Linked DNA regions of Homo sapiens: regions 1, 2, 3, 4, 5 and 6 are each linked to region 7. Evidence: chromatin contacts called from ENCODE Hi-C or POLR2A ChIA-PET data. All regions are on one chromosome and are shown on one strand. Each heading gives the region's core, a stretch centred on a gene start or an enhancer-like site at or near the end of the contact. The rest is flanking DNA. Distances are from core to core; before and after follow the strand shown. Region 1 has its middle 17 kb from the start of ZCCHC2. Region 2 holds the start of C18orf32 (chromosome 18 open reading frame 32). Region 3 holds the start of CFAP53 (cilia and flagella associated protein 53). Region 4 holds the start of SKA1 (spindle and kinetochore associated complex subunit 1). Region 5 holds the start of VPS4B (vacuolar protein sorting 4 homolog B). Region 6 holds the start of PHLPP1 (PH domain and leucine rich repeat protein phosphatase 1). Region 7 holds the start of TXNL1 (thioredoxin like 1).

Region 1 (2,988 bases), core at 194-2,693, 5.9 Mb before region 7:
AATATAAATTTATAATTTATATATAGTTATATAATATATATTTTTATATATGTATGAGAGAATATGTATCTAGTAAAAATATAGTTGGTAAAATTTGTATCAACACAGGGAAATACAATAAGTGGAAACAATCAGCATATAAAATTGTATATATGACATAGTCAAAATGATACACAAAAATATGAGTAGAAAGAAGAAATGAGAGGGAATATACCAAAATGCTAAGATGAGTTTTAGTGCCTGGATTGCCATTTAGATTTTTGTCTTTTTCTTTCTACTTTTTTTCTGTTTTCCAAATCATCAAAATTGGGCATAATTTCTGAATAAAAAAGAATATAATTTCAAATATGGAGGAGGCATCAAGGATTTAAATTTCAAGTAGACAGTTTTTAGAGTTTAAACATTTTAGTGATTTCGTGTCTGAAGTATGTGATTGTCCAAATTGTTGGATCTTCCCCACCCCCGCCCCTGCCCCCAACCCCGCCAAGTGCCGTCAGGTCTGGCGAGTGTCTAACCACTTGGTGGCCAGTTTAAATCTTTCCCACAAACTTTCTAGTTTATGTTGTCCCATGAGCCCTGGGGCAGTTTGGATTTTTGCAGAACTGAGAATAAGCTATGAATGAAAAGAAGAAAATGGGATTATAGATTCCTTTCCTCCACTTTATGGCCAGAATACTAGGTAGCTCAGGAAGTTCTGAATCAGTCCTTTTTCTAGGCAAAGGCAGAAATCCTGGGCTTGGGTTCTTCAAGGTAGGCTAATCAGGGTGTCAGAGATTTTTGGTGTCCTTTTAACATCCAGGAATTACAGATAAGGTAAATCAAGCCACGAACACATAGGTACTCAGGCAGCGATTGGACAAATTTATGCTCTACTACAGCAGATACATTTTGCCAATGCTGGAATAAATTGGCAAGGTACTAAGGTTTACCTCTGTTTAAAATTCCTGCTTGGGAATATCTACCTTAGAATAACTGTTCATTTTAATCAGGTTAAAGGGCACCAAGGAACAATTCTAACAAACAGAATCAGATAATACTAGTAAAAAGGGAAAGAGAATATCCTGAGAAACAGAACTGAAACTTAAGTGATAGGAGGAAAATGAAACGAAACTGAAACTTAGCCAGCAAAGCTATTTAAAAAAAAAAAAAGTCTCGATCTTAACAGAGACCTAGCAGGTAACTATATATGAGCCAGTATTATCAAAAGTAAAACCAATAAATGTTGTACATTTTCCTACGTTACACTTGAAAGAAACTCTTAACCAGCAGTGTGAGCTGCATGACCTTGCTGCAGCCACTGACGTTCTCTGAGTCTCAGTTTACTCATCTGTGAAAATAGGTGTAACAGTACATGCCAGCCTCAATTAAATACAGAACTTCAGGGCTTGAGGGGGTCTTGGAGGTCATCAGATCTTGGCTCCTCCACTGGACCAGGGCCTTGGGGCTACCATGCTTACCTTGTTGGTGTAAGTGAGCTCTCGCAGCAGCCAGACATACTGCAGAGCCCATTGTGGGTGCAGGCAAACTGACTCCCAGGTCATGTGCAAGAGGCCATGAGAGAAGACAGGAGGATATTCAACCAATCTGGCTTCAGAAGGAGGCTCTGTGAGGACAGCTGAGTGGCCCAAGGTGGCTCAGACAGGGTACAAGCAATCGTCATCCTCAGAGTGGGACTCCATAGTGTGATAAAGCAGCCATGGAGCGGGGACAGGAGACAGGGACGGGACACCACCAGGGCAGGGGACCCATGCAGACAGGACCCTGAGCTCAGAAGGGCCCTAAATGTTCTGCCAACACCTTCTTGATATTTTTTCTTTTCTTTTTTTTTTTTTTGAGAAAAGGTTTCACTCTGATGCCCAGGCTGGAGTACAATGGTGCAAATACAGCTCACTGCCACCTCAACCTCCAGTAGTCCTCCCACCTCAACTTCTTTAGTAGCTGGGACCACAGGCGTGCCCCACCACGCTTGGCTAAGTTGTTTCTTCTCTTCTTTGTAGAGATAGGGCCTCACTGTGTTGCCCGGCCTGGTCTCAAACTCCTGAGCTCAAGCGAACCTCCCACCCTGGCCTCCCAGTATGCTGGGATTACAGATGTGAGCCACTGTCCTGGCGTCATGGTGAAATTCTTAATTTTGTTAAGAGACATCCCCACAATTTCATTTCATACAGGCTCTGCAAATTATGTAGCCAGTGCAGGGTACAACATCCAAGATCTGCTGAACAGAGGGCTGGAGGGGAGGGGTTGTGACACAGGGTGATCAGAAACTGCTCTGGGATGTGTGACACTTCCCAAGCCTCAATAAACGGTAGAATGGGAATAGACTGCTTCCTGGCCCCTCAGGACTGGCTTAGCCATGAAGGACTAACCTGGATGTTCTTGGGGACTGTGGTTGATTCCCATGGAGGCAGCTCCACAGAGGTCCTGGGCTCAAGTGTGGTACCTGAGAGAGGGTCAAGAGTCTGGTGGTTGTTGTCATTTTAAAATTTATTCTATTTTATTGATGTAAAGTTCACTCAACATAAAATTAACTAAAACCTGAAGGTAGCTTTTTACAATATTTTAAATAGTTTTGTGCACGAAACAAAGTTTGTGATAAGTATTTTTGTGTGGAATTTACCACTTGTGGCATCATATCAGCATTCAAAAAGTTTCAGATTTTGATGATGAGTCGAAAATGCATTTAATACACCTAACCTACCAAGCATCAGAGCTTAGCCTAGCCTGCCTTAAACCATGCTAAGAACATTTACATTAGTCTACAGACGGGCAGAATCTTCTGTAACACAGTTGATGTAGTTTGGATATTTGTCCTCTCCAAACCTCATGTTGAAATTGGCCAGGCACAGTCGTTCATGCCTGTAATCCCACCACTTTGGGAGGCCGAGGCGGGCGGATCACGAGGTCAGGAGTTCGAGACCAGCCTGACCAACATGGGGAAACCTCGTCTCTGCTAAAAATACAAAAATTAGCTGGGCATGGTGGCACGCG
Region 2 (3,132 bases), core at 464-2,963, 7.2 Mb after region 7:
AGCCTGGGTGACAGAGCGAGACGCTGTCTCAAAAAAAAAAAAACTGGTAGTTTTATATTCAGTACCTCAGGCCCGTATGATTATCTGCTGATGGCCCCACTTAGATGTACATAGCCACTTCAAAATGGGCCCTCTCCCCAAATCTAAGAAGCTTGTTTTCAGTAATTGATCACATTTAGTTCTTTTAAGTCAAGAACCTGAGTGATTCTGTACACTTCTTTTTACATCTAATGAACTTAAGTTCTGTTGATTTCTACCATTTAAGTATTTTTCCCCCTTAGTCCTTAACGACTAGGTTTCCTGCCTCCAGAATAAGCTGAAGTCCTCCAAGATGTACTGTGGTTTTCTCTAAGAAACTTAACACATTTTTCTTTCCCCAGATATCCCAGAAGAAACTGAAGAAACAAAAACTTATGGCACGGGAGTAAATTCAGCATTAAAATAAATGTAATTAAAAGGAAAAGAATGTTGGTTGTCTTTATTAGTGAACATATTTCAAGTGTCCTTACAAGATGGATCAAATGAGGATTTTTTAGGATTAGAACTAGAAACACAAGATTGTTTACCCTGCACCATTAAAAACCATTTTCATGGCTGGGCACAGTGGCTCATTTCTGTAGTCCCAGCACTTTGGGAGGTGGAGGCTGACTGCTTAAGCCCAGCCAGGGCAACATGTCAGAACCCTGTCTGTTAAAAAAAAGTAAGTGTGGTGTCACTTGCATGTAGTCCCAGCTAATTGGGGGGCTGAGGTGGGAGGCTGCAGTGAGCACTACTGCACCCCAGCGTGGGCAAGACAGAACAAGACCCTGTCTCAAAAAAAGTTTCATTATCCCAAAAGGAATTTGCAGTGGTTTTCTTTGCAGAACAATCCAGTATGTGAATATACCAGTTGATCATCCCCAGTTGGAAATGGCTCCATTGAGCATTGCCTTTGAGTATGATAACAGCACTCAGGCTCAGGTTTTGAAGCTTTTTAGGTTGATGCTCAACCTGTATCATTTCGTCAATTGATAAAGGGGTTTTGTTTTTGCTATTAGGAACGATGGTACTGTGAACGTTTGTGTGCAGATTTTTGTGTTTTCATTTATTGAGTATATACTAGAGTGGAATTGCTAGATCATAAGGTTACCTGAGTAAACATCTGAGGAACTTCCAAATATTTCCAAAAAGGCTGCACGCTACATTTCCACCAACGGTTTATGAGGGTCCCAGTTTTCACACAACTTCGCCAACACGTACTGACATCCTAGCGAGCGTCAGTACTTTTCGTTTATAAAGTGATGTAACTGCTTCTTTTAAGCAACTGACGTTTGTAAAGTTGGCCTTAATGTTAGTTTGCTCTGCCCTTGAATTTAAGAAACCAGCAAAACTAATAGCTTATCCACAGTTGCCTCAACGGCCTAGCTGCCACCTTCCGTGTGGGTGCCGCGCCGTTTGCACAGGCATCATCCTTTACCGAGATCCTGCGTTCTGGGTCTGGGTGTAGTCAGGTCAGGCTTTCTTCCCGCAGCGAAGCTTTTAGTTGGGCATCTGGGACGCGCAGGACTTTCGCGCTACCTGCAGGCCGCAGAGCCGGAAGCCTCGCCGCGCCCCTTGGGCAACACTGCTGCGTGCTGTGCGACCCCGGGTTGACGCAAGCGCGCCTTTGTCGTCCCCGTTGAAGGCGCCCATTGGCTCGGCTGCGGATCGTCCCTCCCTCCGGAAGTGCGGACATTGTCAGCTGCGTTTCCGCGGTCGCGGGTGAGTGTGCCCGGGCTAGCGGCCTGGGTTGGGCTTTGTAGCTGCTCCGCAGGCCCAGCCCGGGCCGCGCTCGCAGAGTCCTAGGCGGTGCGCGGCCTCCTGCCTCCTCCCTCCTCGGCGGTCGCGGCCCGCCGGCCTCCGCGGTGCCTGCCTTCGCTCTCAGGGTACCTTCCTTCCGCGAGCGCGCTCCTCCGCCCTCCGCCCCGCCCTCCCCTCCCCTCTGTCTGTATTCTTTGTCCACCACCGGCGCCCTCGGAGCTTGCATTTGCCTCTCCGATACTTTATATTGATTTTGTTCTTTTCCGTGGCCAAGTATCGGTTTCACATCCTTTCTATGACCTTCACCGTTAGGCCTCTGTTCTCGTCTCTTTTCAATCATTGTCATTGACTCAACCTGTCCCCGCTCCCTCTGTCTCCACTAAGATGACATGCTCAACTGGATGACTTGGAGGAAGGTGACTTTCCCTGTTATGCCTTCCCTATTTCGGATGGAGCCTCAGACTTTAACTGTCTACTCTGTTGTCTGGACTTAAGTTGAGTGAAAGAAGATTCCTCTGCAACAGCTTTAATCCGTTTTGCTCGCTTTGTTGGCTTGGAGCGAATAATTAAAATAATAATATCTCGTAGCCACCTTCTAGACTTTTCTGACCCAGTTTCCATATGTGTGAAGTAAAATATCTTACCGAAGTATTATTATGAAGATTAAAAGATAAGATACAAATAGGCTTCATTCCGAAGAGAGCTAAAAAGTCTCTTAAAAGCCGTAATTGTGGCGTAAGTGATTAGTAGTATTTGTCCTCGAGAGTTTATGTACATCGTACTGTGTGCGAACTTACTTAAAACACAATTGCAGAAGTAAAAATGAATCTTTATGATGGAGGGCCTGTCAGTCACTAAACTAGTACTGGTAGCATTGTCAGTTGTTTTGAAGGGGTTTCGTTGGTTTGGAAAGTTTGGTAAAAGTTTGGTAAAAACATGACCATTGTGTTTTTGGAAGAGGAAAAGGCAAGAGCATTGAGGAAAACCAGAACTGGAAATAATGGTCTTAGAAGCTCTAGTTACCAGTTACCTCTGTGAGAACTTTGGACAGGTTACAACTTTTGGATTTTTTTTTTTTTTTAATCTTGAGACAGGGTCTGCCTCTGTGGCCCAGGCTGGAGTCCAGTGGGCCATCATAGCTCACGGCAGTTTCGGCTTTCCTGGGCGCAAGCGGTTCTCTCCTTCCTCAGCTCCCCAAATACCTGGGACTACAGGCGCGTGCCATCACACCTTGCTAATTATTTAAAAAAAAAAATTAGGCCAGGTTCCAGTAATCCCAGCACTTTGGGAGGCCTAGGCGGGAGGATCATTTGAGCTTAGGACTTTAAGATCAGCATGGGCAACACAGTGAGA
Region 3 (3,043 bases), core at 9-2,508, 6.4 Mb after region 7:
CTGATTTGTTGCATGTGCTCACAAGTGTTCTATGCTCACCCCCACTTTAGAATGGGAGTATCACAGTGTCATTCTTAATTGGCTTTTAGGTATTACCACCTTGCTCTTGACTGGAAATGCAACTGTGGTTACCACCTGTGCTGCAGGTCCGTCCTGGTTCCCTGATTTGTGTTTCCTGTTCTGCCTGGATCCTGATTCTCAGAAACCAGTTACTGGACTTCTGATCCACATCCTGACCCTGGTCCACTGTGACCCTCAGACTCTTAATTATGCTCCACCAGGTCGTGCCACTGCCCCACTAGTCCATTTGATCTGCCCCCATCCTAGGATATCCTGAGTCTAAGCCCTGGTTTCTGCCAATGGCAAATAGGAAGATTTTATTAACAGGTTTTAAAAAATTATTATTATTACTGGTTATTTGGTTTGACAAGGCACTTAGGCTCCCTGAGCTTTGCCTTAGCTGGAAAATAAGGATAGTATTACTTGCTATTCTATCAACCCTGTAAGATATTTGCGGCCACGCGCGGTAGCGCACCCTGTAATTCCAACACTTTGGGAGGCCGGCGGGAGGGGCAGTGGGGAGGATCGCTTGAACCCAGGAGCAGGAGTTCCAGCCTGAGCAACATAGCGGGACCCCCTGTCTCTTCAAAATTTGTTTTTAAATTAGCAGGGCGTGGTGGCGCAGGCTTTGTAGTCCCAGATACTCTGGAGGCTGAGGCCCAGGAGGACGAGGCTGCAGGGAGCCATGATCACGCCACTGCACTCCACCCTGGGCGACAGAGCGAGACCTTGTCTCAGAAAAAATCTGTGAGGTTAAAAGGCTGTGTGTGTGAAAATATCTTGGAAATTGTAAAGAACTACACAAATATAAGGTTTTCCTGTGATTATTACCGTCATCAAGATTAACCTACAGATAGTGCAAAATTTAAGCTTCCCAAAAAATGTTCGCTAACCTTTTTCATACTTTTAGACCATTACAAGATATAAATAGCAAAGTCAACTGGAATTGTAATTAGAGCTTTGATTTTTCTTGGGCTAGAGGTTTTTTCTGCCATTCTGATGAACCCTGGAGGAAGGGAGCAAGGTCGGCGGGATTTGGCCGAGGGGCGGGGTGAGGACTGCGCAGGCTCAGCTTCTCAGCTGGAAGAGGAAGTCCCGAGTGCAGGCGTCTGCGGCCCCCATGGTGACCAGACCGACTTCCGCCCGACCCGCCCACCTCTACCGGCCCCTAATCCCGCGAGGCGCACCATGGCAACCAGACTTCTGCGTCGCGGAAGCGGGTCCCGCAGGTCGCCACGGTTGGGGGAAACGCGGCGGACGCCGCCCCCGTCCCGAAGGGGACTCGAAAATGTACAGCCAGCGGTTTGGCACCGTACAGCGGGAGGTTAAGGGCCCCACCCCCAAAGTGGTGATCGTGGTAAGCACAGGATATGTCTGCCAGACCCTACAGCTTTCTCCATCTCTCCGCACTCCAGGCCTGGCCTATCCCACTTCGGCCCCCACCCGGGGCCTTCTCGAGGGGAACGGGTGTCGCCTGATGCAGTGGGTTGAATTTTGAAAGAAGGAAGATAAGGTCGCTCACCTATCTACCCCACCTCTCACCCACTCATCTCCCTCTGTTTTCATCCTTACAGCCTTTCATCTGCCCCCAAAGTTATAATATTTAGGTTCTGTTTTTGGAGAATCACCACTAGGGATCTTAGGGTTTTTCAGTCTCCAAGACACCGGAAGGATGTCTGTCCCCCATGCAGTGGCGAGTGTGTGTTATGGAAAGGGCACCCGGCCCAGAGACAGATCTGGGGGCAGGGCGGGCCTATGATTTGGAGCTGGTCTTTCACTCCTAGGAAAATCGTCTGAGGAAGGGGAATTAGGTTGTGAGTGGTTATAGCACCCAACGCCTTTCCTGTGCCAACTCAACCAGTAACCATTGCTGGACAGAAGTGTCCCTTCAGACCTGGGAAAAACTCAGGTGCCTGCCTCTAAGGCTGGAGTGGTAGTAGGCCAGGAAAATGTGCTTGCTGCAGAATTTGATGGTTCCTGCTGAGAACCTCAGACACTATTGGTCCATACATGTAGATTTTTTTGTTTCTACAAATTAGTTTCTACCCACCAGAAAACTAACATGTAGGCAGAGTTATTGCTTGAGCCCCTGCTGTGTGCGCAGTATTGTGGGAGATACAGGGGTGGATACAATGATCCTGGAAGGTTAACTCTTTATTGAAGCCTGAGCCCTCCCTTCAAGGAGCTTATACAAGTCAAGTATCCCTTATCTGAAATGCTTGGGACCAGAGATGTCTAGGATTTCAGATTTTTTTTTTGGATTTTGGAATACTTGCATATACATAATGCAATATCTTGGGGAGGGGACCCAAGTCTAAACACAGAATTTATTTATATTTCATTACCTCGAAGGTAATTTTATTTTCCCCTTGGGGATGCTGAATAAATATGTGTTGTTTGCTTGTGTTTTGACTGTGACCCCTTACATGAGGTCAGGTGTGAAATTTTCCACTTATGTCATCATGTGGGTGCTCAAAAAGCTTCAGATTTTGGAGCATTTCAGATTTCAGATTTTCAAATTAGGGGTGCTCAACTTGTAATCCAATTGCAAAAAAAAACTTAGGTAGAATGAAACCACTAAAGGTTAGCACGGTAAATAATGATGTGCTATATTGTCTGTGATGTCAGTTGATGGATGAAAGATCAGTGATACAGTTTTATTATGCTCCACAGTGCACATAGCAAACTTCAGTCAACCTATAGACCTGCTCCTTCTTTAGGTCCAAGTACTGTAAGATCTGGAGCTGGAAAGCAGTAGATGGGACACATAAGTAGGCTGTAGGGTTCAAGGTGATAATTATAAACACACTTCATGAAGGACAGAAGATCTACTTTGGGTTCTGTATCCAAACACTGGGCTCAGGGGCTGAGCCATTGTTGGGTGCTATTACTTGTGTTGGGAACCAATAAGGAACAGAAAACAAACAAAAACACTAAACCAGAGAAGCGGGCTTATTGAATACTTTGCACCTAAGAAGAATTA
Region 4 (2,892 bases), core at 344-2,843, 6.3 Mb after region 7:
AAATTTAGTGTAGCATAAGTGTATAGTACTTATAAAGCCTACAGTAGTATACAGTGATGTCCTAGGCCCTCACAGTCACTGTCTCACCCACAGCAACTTCCAGTTCTGCAAGCTCCATCAATGGTAAGTGGCCTATACAGGTGTTCCATTTTTAATCTTTTACTGTATCTTTTCTATGTTTAGATACACAAATACTCACCATTGTGTTACACTTGCCTAAGGTATTCAGTACAGTCACATGCTATACGGGTTTGTTGCCTAGGAGCAATAGGCTATATAGCCTAGATATGTAGTAGGCTATACCATCTAGGTTTGTGTACATTTACGTACATTCTATGATGTGATGTTTGCACAACGACAAAATCATGTAACGCTTTTGTCAGAACACATCTCCATCATTAAGGAACGCATGACTGTATCTCTATTTAGCTGTAGAACCATGGATGCCACATAACCTTCAAATCTCACCATTGGCCTATGTGTCTCAGAAAAACATAAGTAAATAATTCTAATGAATATTCAGTTCATTGTTCAATGTACCTTACATTTTTAGTATCCTCCACAATATTCAAAATGACATTGGACTATTTAAAAAATCGTTATGCAAAAATCTAAAATTACCTAAGATGCAGTCACTTAACCAAGCAAAGATATCATTCAGAGTGGAATAATCAAAATGCATTTTGTATATACAAAGTCAGTGGAATCTGTTTTACTTACCACAGTTTCTTAATGATAAGGTTTTCTTAATATTGCCAATCTTTTCATTAACATGAGAGCATAATTGTTCCAGATCTGACGAGGCCATCCTTTAAGCCTCTGAAGAAAAAAACATAAACATATTCGTAACAAGAAAAGCCACACAAATTTCTGTTCACTTTCGAAATCCAAGAATGGTCAATGTCAAGTAAATCACATGTCTTTGAAGGTTAAGCACAAAAATTCAAGAGCAATTTCTTTCATTTCTACAACATTCAGTTTCTAACCACGGTACCGTACTGACTTGTCTTAGAGCCTTAGGCCATCGATGGATCCCAAACCAGGGGAAAGAGGATAAGCCTGGGTCCTTTCCTTAAGGATTCAGGAGGACAAACGCACTATTTGTATATAAAGACAACATTGGTATTTTCTTTAAACACGCAAAATAAGGACACATTTTTTAAAAATGTGTTACACTGTCAAAGAAATGGGCCCAGGTAATCATTTTTCCTGTGCTGTGAGGGGTTGGGGCTTTACAGTTTGGGATCGGTAAGGAGGCCGAGAAATGGGAAAGAACCAGTTTCCCACCCACTCCGCCGGTGAGAGAGAAGGGGAGGGTCTAAAGCATCCAACCCAGCCTCCAGCCCCGTCCTCCCCCAAGCCCGGCGCGGTCCGCGGCCCCCAGCTGCCAAGCAGCTACCTCGGGCGCTTCCAAAGGCAGGGTCCCCAACACACAGACTCCAACCTCAAGTCCGTCCGGGAGCAAAAGGCTACTCGCCGCTGGGTCTCCAGCTGCGGATACCGCAGTCTCCGTTGGAAGCCCAGGATGGTGAGACGGGACTCTGTAAGCAAAATTCAAACCGCCCGCCGCGCCCTAGCGCAGCGCAGGCGCACATCCATGCTTCCGAAGCGCAGGCTCAGCCGCTGTTCCCGGTTTGCGTCATCCGGGGCCACAGCTGGGCGGGAAGGAGGGGTGGCCGAGCCGGGGAAAGGCGGGGCGACGGCGAAGGCGGGGCTTCCGGACGAAAGGGTAACCCGGAGGTGCTCTTTCCGCGCTAACCAGTCTGGGGAGATTTCAGCAGGTCATGCAGTCTTGACCGCAGCCCAGCCAGGGACCTGGCGTCACCAAGTCCTGGTCTTTGACATTTGCTGCACCTTAGAGTCACCAGGGGCAGCTATTACAAGTCTCAGTGCCTAGAGTACACCCCAAGTCGGTGAAATCAGACACTGGGGAAATGAGGCACAAGCCTTAGTATTTATAAAAACACCCCAGAAAATTCCAAAGAGCAGCTAAGTTTGTGTGGAAGAAACAGTGACCCTGTCTTCTGGGTCTTAGACAGCCTCTGTAAGTGTTCCCGGGCCAAACCAGGGGTTGGGCTGCTTATTCTCATGATGAACTGGGAAAGAAGAGTTTATTTCGGTAACCGGGTACAGGGAAAAGGCCTGGAAAATATCGCCAAATCGATTCAAAATTACAAAGTTTTCCAGAGCTTATATACCTTCTAAACTATCTGTCTACATGTAAGTGTGCATGTGTGTAAAGACGTAAATGATTAACTGTTTCTAATCTATAACTAAGATCAGTCCTAAGGAAGGTCTTTATTTAAGTAAATTTACTTAATCTAGATGGCTGCAGGTGCCAGAGGTGATTACCCTTATCTTGTCTCCTGCTAAATCATGAAGGTTTGGGCAGTTCCTTCAGACCCCCGATAAACTTGTTTGTGGAGGTCTGGGGGAGTTTCTTCAGACCCCCAATAAAAACTTGTTTAATCTTGAACAGGTCCTGTTAAGAATTCCTTCTTTATTTTCTCATGCTTCAAGGACCAGGAAAGGCCTGGGCAAAACTCTTGGTGGGCTTTTGTTACATACCAGCCTTTCTATAAAGACACTGGCTCTTTCAGCTTTTAATATTTAACTTAACTAGTGCTGAAACAGTGGTTACGGAGGCCTGTCTGTTCAGCTGTTAGTGAGACCTGGCCTGCCACTTAAGAGCAAATATAAATTTAAAATAAGAAAAACAAAAGTTTAATTCTCCCTGTTGAAAAGGAGGGAAAAGCACCCAAGGCTGGAGTGGTGGCACCGCCAGGTTCTGTCCATCCCTTGGCTCCACTGCGCTATTATTATGCACTTGGACCTTCAGGCTGCCAGCCCCTGTCCTCAGGTCTTTCTCCCAGGCAGCAGAAACGAGCAAGA
Region 5 (3,182 bases), core at 655-3,154, 6.8 Mb before region 7:
CGGTTCAAGAAATTCTCCTGCCTCAGCCTCCCGAGTAGCTGGGATTACAGGAACGCACCACCATGCCCAGCTAATTTTTGTATTTTTAGTAGAGACAGGGTTTCACCATGTTGGCCAGGCGGGTCTTGAACTGCTGACCTCAGGTGATCGCCCGCCTTGGCCTCCCAAAGTGCTGGGATTACAGGCGTGACTCACCACACCCGGCCTAATTTTTGTATTTTTAGTAGAGATGGAGTTTCACCATGTTGGCCAGGCTGGTCTCGAACTCCTGACCTCAAGTGATCCACCCACCTCGGCCTCCCAAAGTGCTGGGATTACAGGCGTGAGTCACCACGCCCGGCCCATCTTTGCTTAAATTATAAACTCAGTTTCTCCCACAGTTAGTTCAGCCTATGCTCAGGAATGTACAAGGACAGCTTGGAGGTTAAAAGTAAGATGGAGTTGGTTAAGTTAGATCTCTTTCACTGTCTCAGTCATCATTTTGCGAAGGCAAATTCACAAGTGGGAAGAAAGGACGGGTAGATGCAGGGCAGAGAGAGGGCTCTGTGCTTCGAGCCTGGATGATACAGATTTGGCAATACTATTCTAAGGAGAGACCAGAGAAAGAAGTTTAGGGTAGAAGGTAATTAATTAGAGTATGTTGAATTTGTCTTGCAGAAAAACCCTGTGAAGGAAACCTCTGGGAGGCTGTTGTAAATGCTGGGCTGGGGATGGGGTGGGTCTAGAGATCCAGATTTGAAGCAATTTCTAGTCTATTGATAGCTGAAGCTCAAGAAGAGAGTTAGATGAGCAGAGGTGAAGAGAGAAGAGGACATCAGACTCTTGAGTAAATTCAGCTTAAGCTCAGGGAGGAGTAAGAAAGGGAGACAGTGAAGGAAGCAGATAAGGAATATTGGGAAGCTGGACAAACAAGAACTGGGTAGTTGACAATACCAATGAAGAGGGAAGAGGAGAGGACTTTAATTCTTTCGGAGATGCCAGATGAGAAAAAATTAAGAAATGAGTGAGAAAAAAATGATGGAGTGATTAAACATCTATGTTGCTTTCCTTTGAGAATGTTAACTATGAAAAGAAGAAAAGGGTGGTGGTGGCTGCAAACCATAGGAAGGCTGAGAAAGGGTTTTACTTTGGTTCTGCCTCTAATCCCTGACGCATTCAACCTCCTCAAGCCATTTGCTTGTAAACATAACTGGCATAAATAATATCTGATATGCCCATTTTACAGGACAAGTGCTTCCCTCTCAGACCACATACTCGAGGACAGCGGCCGTCCACGCCTTATTTACATTCATCTTCCCAACACAACAGTCATTTGGAAGATGCCGAGTGGCGTGGGAAGAACAAGCGGGAACGAGCGCCGACCCGCCCGCGGCCTGACTGCTAGCGCACCGCTGTGCGGCCGCCTCACCGCGCACTCCCTCCTGAATTATTCACCACCGAGACGAGGACGGTGATCGCCCCCATTCCACAGAGGACACGGAGTGAAGGCGCAGTCACAGGCCCAAAGCCCCCAGTCGGCGGGTCTTGGAAATGGACGACTTTTTCACTCAAAAGCTACGAGGCAACAAAGCATGTGGATGAGGAGGGAAGGGAGCCGGGGCCAATAATTCATCTCAAAGTAAAAGACGTCCCCGGGGGTGGGGAACAAACAAACAACAAAACCCGGCTCTGTGCTTCCGCGCTTGCGCTCTCCTAGGTCTGCCAGGCTGCCGCCCGCGCCTAGGCCAGAGTCTCAGTGCGCCTGCGCCGAGCCCGACTTCCGCCAGGGCTCGATTGGCTTCCAGGCTACTTCTCCCGGCCCAGGGAGGGCCTGCGCTGTGGCTAGAGAAGGGAGTCTGGTGACTGGGTGCGCGTGCTGATGACGAAATCGGAAGTGCCCGGAGCAGAGGCGGGACCAGAACCTAGAGGGCCTCGGGATTGCGGAAGTTTGGTGGGGAGGGTCGGAGCTCTGGTGGAGAGAGTGTTGTCTAAAACAAGTTCCGGAAGGGAGGCTGCCCTTCGCGGTCCGAGAACCACCGGCCTCCCCAGTTTGAGGGCTGTTACCCCGTGCGCGCTTCGACGTTGCTGCTGTTGGCTCTCCTCGCCCCTCGTTCCCTTGGGAACCGCCTGGGAACTCCGCCATGTCATCCACTTCGCCCAACCTCCAGGTATCATTGCTCATCTCCCGTCCCCCTAGGGAGCTGGGATCGAGGGGAGGCGCGAGAAGCGGGTGGGGGGCGGGGAGAAGGGAGGAAGCGGCCGCGCCTGTGGTCGAGGCGCAGGAGGGCGGGTCCGGGGACCTGCAGCAGGTGGGAGAGGGGCCCGTTTTCCAACGGAAAGGTCGTTTCTGGCCCGCTCTTGGGGTCTCCCGAGCTACTGGCTTTGTGAGACTCTTCACTTTTGTTGACACTTCCCGCTTCCAAACCAGCCAAGATCTGGGCAGGTTTCTCCAATCAGGGTTAACGGAGAAAGAAAGAACGTAATTTTTGCAAAGCCCTATTCTGGACCAGTTGAAGATAGGGTGGTCATAGTTCGGTCTTAGTTTCTCAAGCTGACAGCAGACCCCTTCATTCTGAGCTGTCAGGTGAGTAGAGATATGGGAACAGACCAAGAATCTGAGATTACAGCCAGCCTGCATGCAATCTCCGTGAAGTCATTGAATTTATGTGCACACTCCTGTGGCTCCCAGATGGTAGTGTGTAAGATCGAGGAGTATTCTTAAACCTCTGTGTGGCTCCACTTCCCCTCCTCTACCGCAATGAGCACAGTGTTTTGTACACAAATCATGGAATCTTAAGATTTTAGGCTTAATCGTTAGTCCTCTGTGGAATGGAATTCGTTCAGAAAAGAAATTTCTTAATGTAATGGTGTCTCCCATCCCCAGAATGGATCTAGGGCTTCAGTGGCGTTTAGAATGTAATGTGGCTTAATGTAGAGGACTCCCAGTCCAGTAAGTCAATAAGGCACAAAAGAGTAGCCTAAAATACTTGTATTGAGTCCCCGTCGTGGACTTCCGGTAGTTTGTTGAACAAGCAGTTATTGGAGTGCCTGACAGAGGCATCAAAGGTAATGGAAGAACTCCTTAACCCATGATAATTGATTCTGAAGAAAGACCACTCAAAGTAGACCCACTTAAACAGAGATTAAAATTTCACACACACATACACAAAAAGAGTGGGAAAGGAGGCTTGCTTGGGACTTTC
Region 6 (3,176 bases), core at 260-2,759, 6.1 Mb before region 7:
CGCTCCTCCCGGGGGTAGACTGGAGGCCTCCCGGGGCCACGGCTGCCGCTGCCTTCTCCTCGCACGACCCCTCGCGGACGGCCCCGCCCGGGCTGTCAATGGCCCTCGGGGCTTTCTGCTGCGGCTGAGGCGAGGAAGCCGTCTGGGGAAGCGGGAGGGGCTGCGCGGGGTGGCCGGGACGGCGGGGCTGGCCCGGGACCCCCGTCGGGGCCGAGGCTGCGTCGGCCTCGAGCTCTTCCGACGACGACGAGGAGCCGCCGCCGCTGCTGTAGGGGTCCAACCGGTCAGACACGCTCTCGGCGCTGGGACTCAGACTGAAGCTCTCGGTGTCGGAGACCACAGGCCGTGGGGCGCGGGGCGAAGAGACAGGGCCCCCAACGAACGGCTCGCCGGGGCTGGAGTCCGAGGGCGCTGGGCTGGCGCGGCGCGACCACCCGCCCGGGCCGCCGACGGGCAGGGGTAGGTCGGCGGGGGGCGCGCGCGGAGGCCCCCCGAAGGCACCCGGCGCGCTCCTCGCGGGCGGTACCTCCGAGTCCCGCGGCTCCGGGGGCGCCAGCCGGGGGCCGGCCTCGGGGGGCGGTTCAGCGGGCTCCCGGGCGGCGGCGGCTCCGGGCCCCTGGCCCAGCACCTTCACCACGCCGCCGCCTTTGTGGCCCAGCTGCAGCAGGCGGGCGGCCACCTCGCCGGCCGTGGTGTCCAGTGTGCAGAGCACCGGGCGCAGGTAGGTCGAGGCCATGTGGCGGTCGAAGACGTGCACGCAGCCGCGCTGGAGCTGGTGCCTCACCCAGTCCCGGTCCGACGGCTGCAGCTGCAGCGTCTGCCGGTGCTTCAGAAGCAGCGTCTTCCTGTCCAGGCTCCGGGTGCACAGCGACGCCGAGGCCGAGCAGGAGGCGGGGAGGCCGGCAGCGCCGGGGGAGTGCGAGGCAGCAGCGGCCGAGGACGACGACGACGAGGAGGCGGCCGCGGCGGCCGCGGACAGATTCCTCTTCAGCCGCCCTCTCCTCAGCAGGAGGGAGTTGGCGCCGCCGCCGGCCCCGGGTACGGGGGCAGCCCCGCCGGCAATGGGCTGGGGCGCCCCGCGCCGCCTCCTGCGCCCGGCACCCCCCGCTCTGCCCGGCAGCGGCCCCGGCGGCGCCTCGCCTGGGGCCTCTTCCCGCGCCCCGCTGCCGCTGCCGTTCCCGCCGCTCGGGGCCGCCGGGGTCAGCGCGGGCTCCGGACTCCGGCCGCCCCCGGCCGCCGCCGCCAGAGCCGCCGCGGCCGCCGCTGCTGCTGCTGCTGCCGCAGCGGCGGCCGCCGGAGCCGAAGCTCGGTCCTCCCTGCCGAGCTCGGGGAGTCGCTGTACCGTGGCCGCGGCGGCGGGCTCCATTGCAGTGGGGCTTCGCGTTTCCCCCCCAGCTCCGGAGGCAGCGGGCGGAGAGGGAGGCGATGAGGCGGAGGTGGGAGACGGCGGCGGCGCGCGGAGAAGGGAGAAGCCAATGGCGTTGTGCGCGGCCGTTCCAGGGGATTATGTGGCGATTCGGAGCATTCCGTCGGTGTCTCAGTGTTCCATCCCGCGCGCCCGCCTCGCCGCCACCGCCCCCCCGACACACGCCCTCCCCGCCCGGGTCGCGGGCTCCCCAGCGCCGGCCCCGCCCGCTACCCCCGCCTCAACCCGGCGAACCAGCCGCGGATCTGGGCTCATTGAATATTAATCATGCGCCGGGAGCGGGAAGGCGGGAGGCTGGCAGGGCGGGAGGGCCGCGTGTGCCTCATAAATATTCATCGCCGGCATGACGGCATTCCAGGGAGGAGTGGGGAGAGCCAGGGGATGGCCGGAGGCGGAGCTTCAGGGTAAACAAACGTGACGCGTGCGTACGAGGGCGGGGTGGGGGGCAGTTTCCCGGGAGGTTCCTGAGCCGGCCTCGGAGAGGGCAGTGAAGACCGACGCGCGCGGTAAACCTTGGGAGTTGTGGTTCTCGTAAGGGGATCGGCAATCCCGAGGGAAACATGGTGGACTACAAGTCCCAGCGGTCCTTTGGTTCTGCTTCTCCTGGCCGCCAGCAGCTGGCCGTGGCCAGTGAGTATTGTGCCCTCTGCCGTTGAACTCTGTGCCAGAGTTCTTAATGAACACGAATGCTCATGTTCATTAACTTGTATTTTACCCGCACTCCAGCTTGCCAGATGACTTTTATTTTCCCTACTAATTAAAGGTGAGGGCTTTCAGGGACTGTAAACGTACGAAGGTCGCAGGTCCTGGTCCTCACCTGCGCCCATTGTATGAGATAGAGATACACACCCGTCACACCACAGCATCACTGGCAGTCTGAGTGGGCCAACCTCACTTTTTCCCCACTTTTTCAAGACCCAGGAAGACAGGCAGCGTCTGGGAATTCTAACTGAGGCTGTCGTTGAATGTGCTTGTTCGAAGGCACAACCCTAAGTCTGTCCTCTCCCTCTCCTGTACCTGAAAAGGAAAATAGCAAAGGACTGAGGTTTCATTGTTTCCCATTGCTCTTGAAGTCTGAAGTAGTTTAATGACACAGAAAGCACTGGTAAGTAGAAGAAACATTAGAATGGAGTATGAGATGGGCTTTTTCCACGTGTTCTGTCTTAACGTCTTCTCTGGTTTTTTTCTTTCATCATTCAGGGAAAAAAAAAATAGTTTCTACTGCCACAATGTTTAGTCGTGGTCTGAAAAGTTGTATTTTTCGTCAGTTGAATCAATGTTGTAATCATTGGGCAGTTTACTATTTAAAAGAATGTTGTACACCTTTTTAATTGAATTACCATTCCCCCAATTGCTTTGTAATTCGGGATTTTTCTTTTCTTTTTTTCTTTCTTTTTTCTTTTTTTCTTTTTTTTTTTTTTTTTTTTGGCCACAGAGTGGGTCTGTCGTCCAGGCTGGAGTGCGGTAGCGCGATCTGGGCTCACTGCAACCTCCGCCTCTCGGGCCCAGGTGATTTTCCCACCTCATCCTCCGAGTAGCTGGGACTACAGGGCTTGCCACCAAGCCCGGCTCATTTTTTGTATTGTTTTAGTGGGGGTGGGAAGTCCCTTCATGCTGCCCCGGCAGGTCTCAAGCGATCTGCCCGCCTCAGCCTCCCAAAGTGCCGAGATTACAGTCGTGAGCCACCGCGCCAGGCCCTAAATCCGGATTTTCACATGTGAAACTTTTAAACAGTTTTAAACCACATACT
Region 7 (3,203 bases), core at 157-2,656:
TAGTTCCTGGATCACCACAGTATCCTCCTAAATGGATCTCACTGCCTTCCATCCTCCTTGATGCTACCTGAGGGCTTTTCTGAAGACACTTTTTCTTTTTCCTTTTTTTTTTTTTTTTGAGACAGGGTCTGGCTCTGTTGCCCAGGCTGGAGTGCAGTGGCGCAATCATGGCTCCCTGCAGCCTTGACCTCCCCAGCTCAAGGAATCCTCCCACCTCGGCCTCCCGAGTAGCTGGGACCACATGTGCGCGCCATGACGCCCGGCTACTTTTTTGTATTTTTGGTAGAGACGGGAGTTTCACCACACTTGTAATTGCAAAATTGCCCTGAAATGATTTTTCCATTCTCTTCCCGACAAAATCCAAATTCCTTAGCTAGTCATTATCTGACCTTGGCCTTCCCTCCAATTTCATCTCCCCAGCTAAATCCAAAGACAGATAATTTGCCACCTAGCCTAATATTTAAAAGAGTACACTGGCGTTAGCCTGCCTTGACTTGAAATCACAGAACCTACTTCACAGGGATTAAATGAACTAGTACACATATAAAGAACTTATGTCTTGCCTGGTACATCATGTGGTAAATATTAGCTATTCTTCTTATCCACCCTCTCAACTCATGCATTTGCACCTGGTGGTCCCCTTGCCTGGAATATTACCTCTCACCATCCATCTAACCCCTGCTTCTCTTTAAAGATTCAATCCAGGAGTCAGATTCCTAGCAAGTTTACCCTGCCCCACCCTTCCATCTCGTTAGTCTCCACCGCTTCCTATTCAAATTATTGTTTGCGTCGGTCACTAGACCGTGAACTTCCTAAAGGAGGGATAGTGTCTTCATCTTTTTGGTCAAAACCTAAAGACAGGTGCACGATACTTTCTGAATGACTGCACAGAAAGCGCCCCATATGTAATTAAGTCTGTTAATAAATATTCCTAAACGTTATTTTGTCTTGTATGTAGACCTGCCCCGAATACAGTACAGGAGCATCTTCAAAGTACTTCCAGTGGGTGCCCTGGACAGCAGCTAAGAACCCCGGGGTAAAACGAGTTTCCTCTCTACTGTTACAAATCAGAAACCTCCTCCGTAAAAGCCTCAGATCTGGGAAACGCGGATGCATATGCCAACTTTTGAGTCTCAGTCTGCGCCTGCGCACGTGACCTCTACACGTCTCCTCTGCGCCTGCGCCGCTCAAGTTAGCGCGAGGCTACTCAGTCGAGGGTGGGACTACGCTTCGCGTTTTGGGATTGGGCGCTGAAGGCCAAACCGGACGACGCGGAAATGACGTCACGCCGGGGGCCCTGCCGCGCGGTGGCTGCTGGGTGCCGCACGCCTTCCCATCCTCCTCCTCTCCCCTCCCCCATCCCTCCCCGCCCCCTCGGCCGCTCCGCTCCCTGGCGTGACTCGGCACTGAGAGTCCCGGGAGAAGACTCGGCGGTCGCCACCTCTTCTGTCCAGGCCTCGGCCTTCCTGAGCATCTCTCCTTCCTCTCCCAGATCGTCTTCTCCTTCAGTTTCAAAGCCAGTGGCGTCGCGGCCACCCTGCCGGGCTCTCTGTGAGGATGGTGGGGGTGAAGCCCGTCGGGAGCGACCCGGATTTCCAGCCAGAGCTGAGCGGCGCGGGCTCCAGACTCGCCGTGGTCAAGTTCACCATGAGAGGGTGAGGCCAGGCTCGAGCTCTGTGGGTCCCCGTCTGTCCTTCCTTGCTTTCCTTTCACTCTTTGTTGGCCCTGGTTTCCTAGCCGTCTGCTGCCCCGGAGTGTCCGGCAGTCGCCGCAGCCCCAGGAGCTGCCGGAATTAGGCCTCGTTTCTCGGGTGTGAACCCCCATTTATGCACAGGGGTTCCTAGACGGGCTCGGGGGCCTGGCTGGCCGGCTTCTCCAGCTCAGGAGATTTCTCACCTGCTCCTTTTCAATTCTTTGACAAACTGGTTTTGGGGGTGGCCCGCCCCTATTCCTTCCAGCCTGTGGGAGTCTCCGCAGCCACCCTTGCCTGAGCCTGACCCCTTCTTTCTGCAGAGCCAGCTGTCATTTGCATCTCCAGAGCTCCAAAAGCTTAATTTACCGAACACTTTGTTTCTCTTCACCACCTACATCTCTCTAAAGCCTTTGAAGATTCAGATGGGGCGATCTAACTAATATGCGTAGCTCTGAGTCCTGAATTTCTGCTAATGCATTTCGAACTAAGTTAACGTTGGGTTAGGGTGCTTTTTAAATTATTTGAACTTTTTTCTTCCTCGTTCGGCCACTAACTTGTAGCTTAGGCTCCCCTATGTATGCGATTGCAACTGGTCACACACGACAGTACATATATAATATATTTCAGGTGGACAGTTGGCCGGATGTCTTAGTTTGACCCGGCTCTGTTTTTTCACTTAAGAGGACAGGGATCTTGAAAAATGTTAACTGTCTTTGGTAAATATCAACAAAATTATAGGTCGTAGAAAAGGTGGACCTTTTATAGTGGATGTGTAGTAAAGTTCCTTTGTAAGAATGACATGTTGGAACTCGGCGTTGAGAACCAAGATTTCAGCGTGTGTGTGTGTTTCACAGATCTCTCCTTGTGTATGTCGATAGTATTTAGTTAGAAGTATGAGAGGTTTCCGCTTTATTTTCCTTGACCCCTTGGCGTTATTTATACATCTAACTTGGAGCAGTCTACTGCTGGTATCACTGTTTATGTAACACACTTTCTTGTCCAAATAACTGTATAAACACAAAATTCCATTTTGAATTTCAGAGCAAAAAACAAAGTTTCTACTAGATGGTTCACTAAATGTTGAGTATATAAATGGTGGCATTAGGATTATATCGTTTTAGGGAATGGATGCAGATAGATATGAAAACAAGTTAAGACTTATTTTTGGACCAGTCTCTCTTACACTGAATTGAAAAAGGATAGTACCTTGCATTTCATATGGTGGGCTAGAGTACCCATATGATATACGGAATTTTGCATTTACTAAATTTAAAAGGATAAGTGATGTCATATATATAAAACACCTAAAAGGAATGTTAGAATTCTATAAATGTGTCTTCTCATTTTTAGCAATTTTGTGATGTCTGTATTCTTAATAATAGGGGAATACCTGTAGTACATTAAGTATCTAGGCCACAGTAGAAAAGGGAAGATAGGATTTCAATAAGGAACCTCACCTCACTTTTAGTTCACTTATTCTAATTCTGGCCCGTCGAAGCTTTTATATTTT

What was found. Hi-C counts contacts between places; a loop is a spot of excess contacts on that map. ChIA-PET counts read pairs that join two places held with the same protein, here RNA polymerase II (POLR2A). Pooled maps may share reads with other maps.
Region 1: a loop to region 7 is called in a pooled map, with 5 times the contacts of the local background. The contact joins the enhancer-like site here to the promoter of TXNL1 in region 7. A Hi-C loop is called at or near these places in 3 of 50 pooled maps. POLR2A ChIA-PET finds 5 or more read pairs at or near these places in 2 of 52 experiments (activated T-cell and naive thymus-derived CD4-positive, alpha-beta T cell).
Region 2: a map of CD4-positive, alpha-beta memory T cell shows a loop between it and region 7 (12-fold over the local background). The contact joins the promoter of C18orf32 here to the promoter of TXNL1 in region 7. A Hi-C loop is called at or near these places in 2 of 168 maps with a recorded cell type or tissue (CD4-positive, alpha-beta memory T cell and naive thymus-derived CD4-positive, alpha-beta T cell) and 11 of 50 pooled maps.
Region 3: a pooled map shows a loop between it and region 7 (16-fold over the local background). The contact joins the promoter of CFAP53 here to the promoter of TXNL1 in region 7. A Hi-C loop is called at or near these places in 4 of 50 pooled maps.
Region 4: a map of CD8-positive, alpha-beta T cell shows a loop between it and region 7 (15-fold over the local background). The contact joins the promoter of SKA1 here to the promoter of TXNL1 in region 7. A Hi-C loop is called at or near these places in 1 of 168 maps with a recorded cell type or tissue (CD8-positive, alpha-beta T cell) and 7 of 50 pooled maps. POLR2A ChIA-PET finds 5 or more read pairs at or near these places in 1 of 52 experiments (T-cell).
Region 5: a loop to region 7 is called in a map of naive thymus-derived CD4-positive, alpha-beta T cell, with 17 times the contacts of the local background. The contact joins the promoter of VPS4B here to the promoter of TXNL1 in region 7. A Hi-C loop is called at or near these places in 2 of 168 maps with a recorded cell type or tissue (both naive thymus-derived CD4-positive, alpha-beta T cell) and 9 of 50 pooled maps. POLR2A ChIA-PET finds 5 or more read pairs at or near these places in 1 of 52 experiments (naive thymus-derived CD4-positive, alpha-beta T cell).
Region 6: a map of B cell shows a loop between it and region 7 (18-fold over the local background). The contact joins the promoter of PHLPP1 here to the promoter of TXNL1 in region 7. A Hi-C loop is called at or near these places in 2 of 168 maps with a recorded cell type or tissue (B cell and naive thymus-derived CD4-positive, alpha-beta T cell) and 9 of 50 pooled maps.

Annotation. Positions count from the first base shown.
Region 1 is chr18:62,504,551-62,507,538 of GRCh38, reverse strand. No RefSeq gene overlaps it. Among named protein-coding and RNA genes, the nearest start is that of ZCCHC2, 17 kb to the left of the region's middle. RefSeq lists an enhancer at 982-1,231. Within about 2 kb of position 1,443, at least 10 of the 41 ENCODE cell types and tissues checked have a DNase peak (open chromatin) inside an H3K27ac peak, as active enhancers do.
Region 2 is chr18:49,485,815-49,488,946 of GRCh38, reverse strand. C18orf32 (chromosome 18 open reading frame 32) reads left to right here and starts at 1,713. Exons shown (of 3, transcript NM_001035005.4): 1 at 1,713-1,904. All of the region lies in intron 5 of RPL17-C18orf32 (RPL17-C18orf32 readthrough), which reads left to right. It overlaps RPL17 (ribosomal protein L17), which reads left to right. Exons shown (of 7, transcript NM_001035006.5): 7 at 381-466. The coding sequence ends at 428. It overlaps MIR1539 (microRNA 1539), which reads right to left and starts at 1,574; the gene lies at 1,525-1,574. RefSeq lists an enhancer at 1,655-1,814 and a silencer at 1,855-1,984.
Region 3 is chr18:50,264,710-50,267,752 of GRCh38, reverse strand. CFAP53 (cilia and flagella associated protein 53) reads left to right here and starts at 1,258. Exons shown (of 8, transcript NM_145020.5): 1 at 1,258-1,417. The coding sequence starts at 1,349. It also overlaps a transcript of MBD1 not described here. RefSeq lists enhancers at 1,293-1,362, 1,533-1,662, 1,009-1,854.
Region 4 is chr18:50,373,747-50,376,638 of GRCh38, reverse strand. SKA1 (spindle and kinetochore associated complex subunit 1) reads right to left here and starts at 1,593. Exons shown (of 7, transcript NM_145060.4): 1 at 1,445-1,593; 2 at 721-819. The coding sequence starts at 808. LOC105372114 (a long non-coding RNA gene) reads left to right here and starts at 1,761. Exons shown (of 3, transcript XR_935466.3): 1 at 1,761-2,044. RefSeq lists a silencer at 2,806-2,892.
Region 5 is chr18:63,421,198-63,424,379 of GRCh38, reverse strand. VPS4B (vacuolar protein sorting 4 homolog B) reads left to right here and starts at 1,904. Exons shown (of 11, transcript NM_004869.4): 1 at 1,904-2,147. The coding sequence starts at 2,121. RefSeq lists an enhancer at 1,737-2,036.
Region 6 is chr18:62,713,874-62,717,049 of GRCh38, reverse strand. PHLPP1 (PH domain and leucine rich repeat protein phosphatase 1) reads right to left here and starts at 1,509. Exons shown (of 17, transcript NM_194449.4): 1 at 1-1,509. The coding sequence starts at 1,366. RefSeq lists silencers at 1-45, 146-245, 556-695, 906-1,135, 1,486-1,775 and enhancers at 126-1,088, 2,046-2,155, 2,246-2,305.
Region 7 is chr18:56,636,795-56,639,997 of GRCh38, reverse strand. It overlaps TXNL1 (thioredoxin like 1), which reads left to right and starts at 1,406. Exons shown (of 8, transcript NM_004786.3): 1 at 1,406-1,655. The coding sequence starts at 1,558. RefSeq lists enhancers at 384-1,368, 1,528-1,587, 1,369-2,354 and a silencer at 1,168-1,377.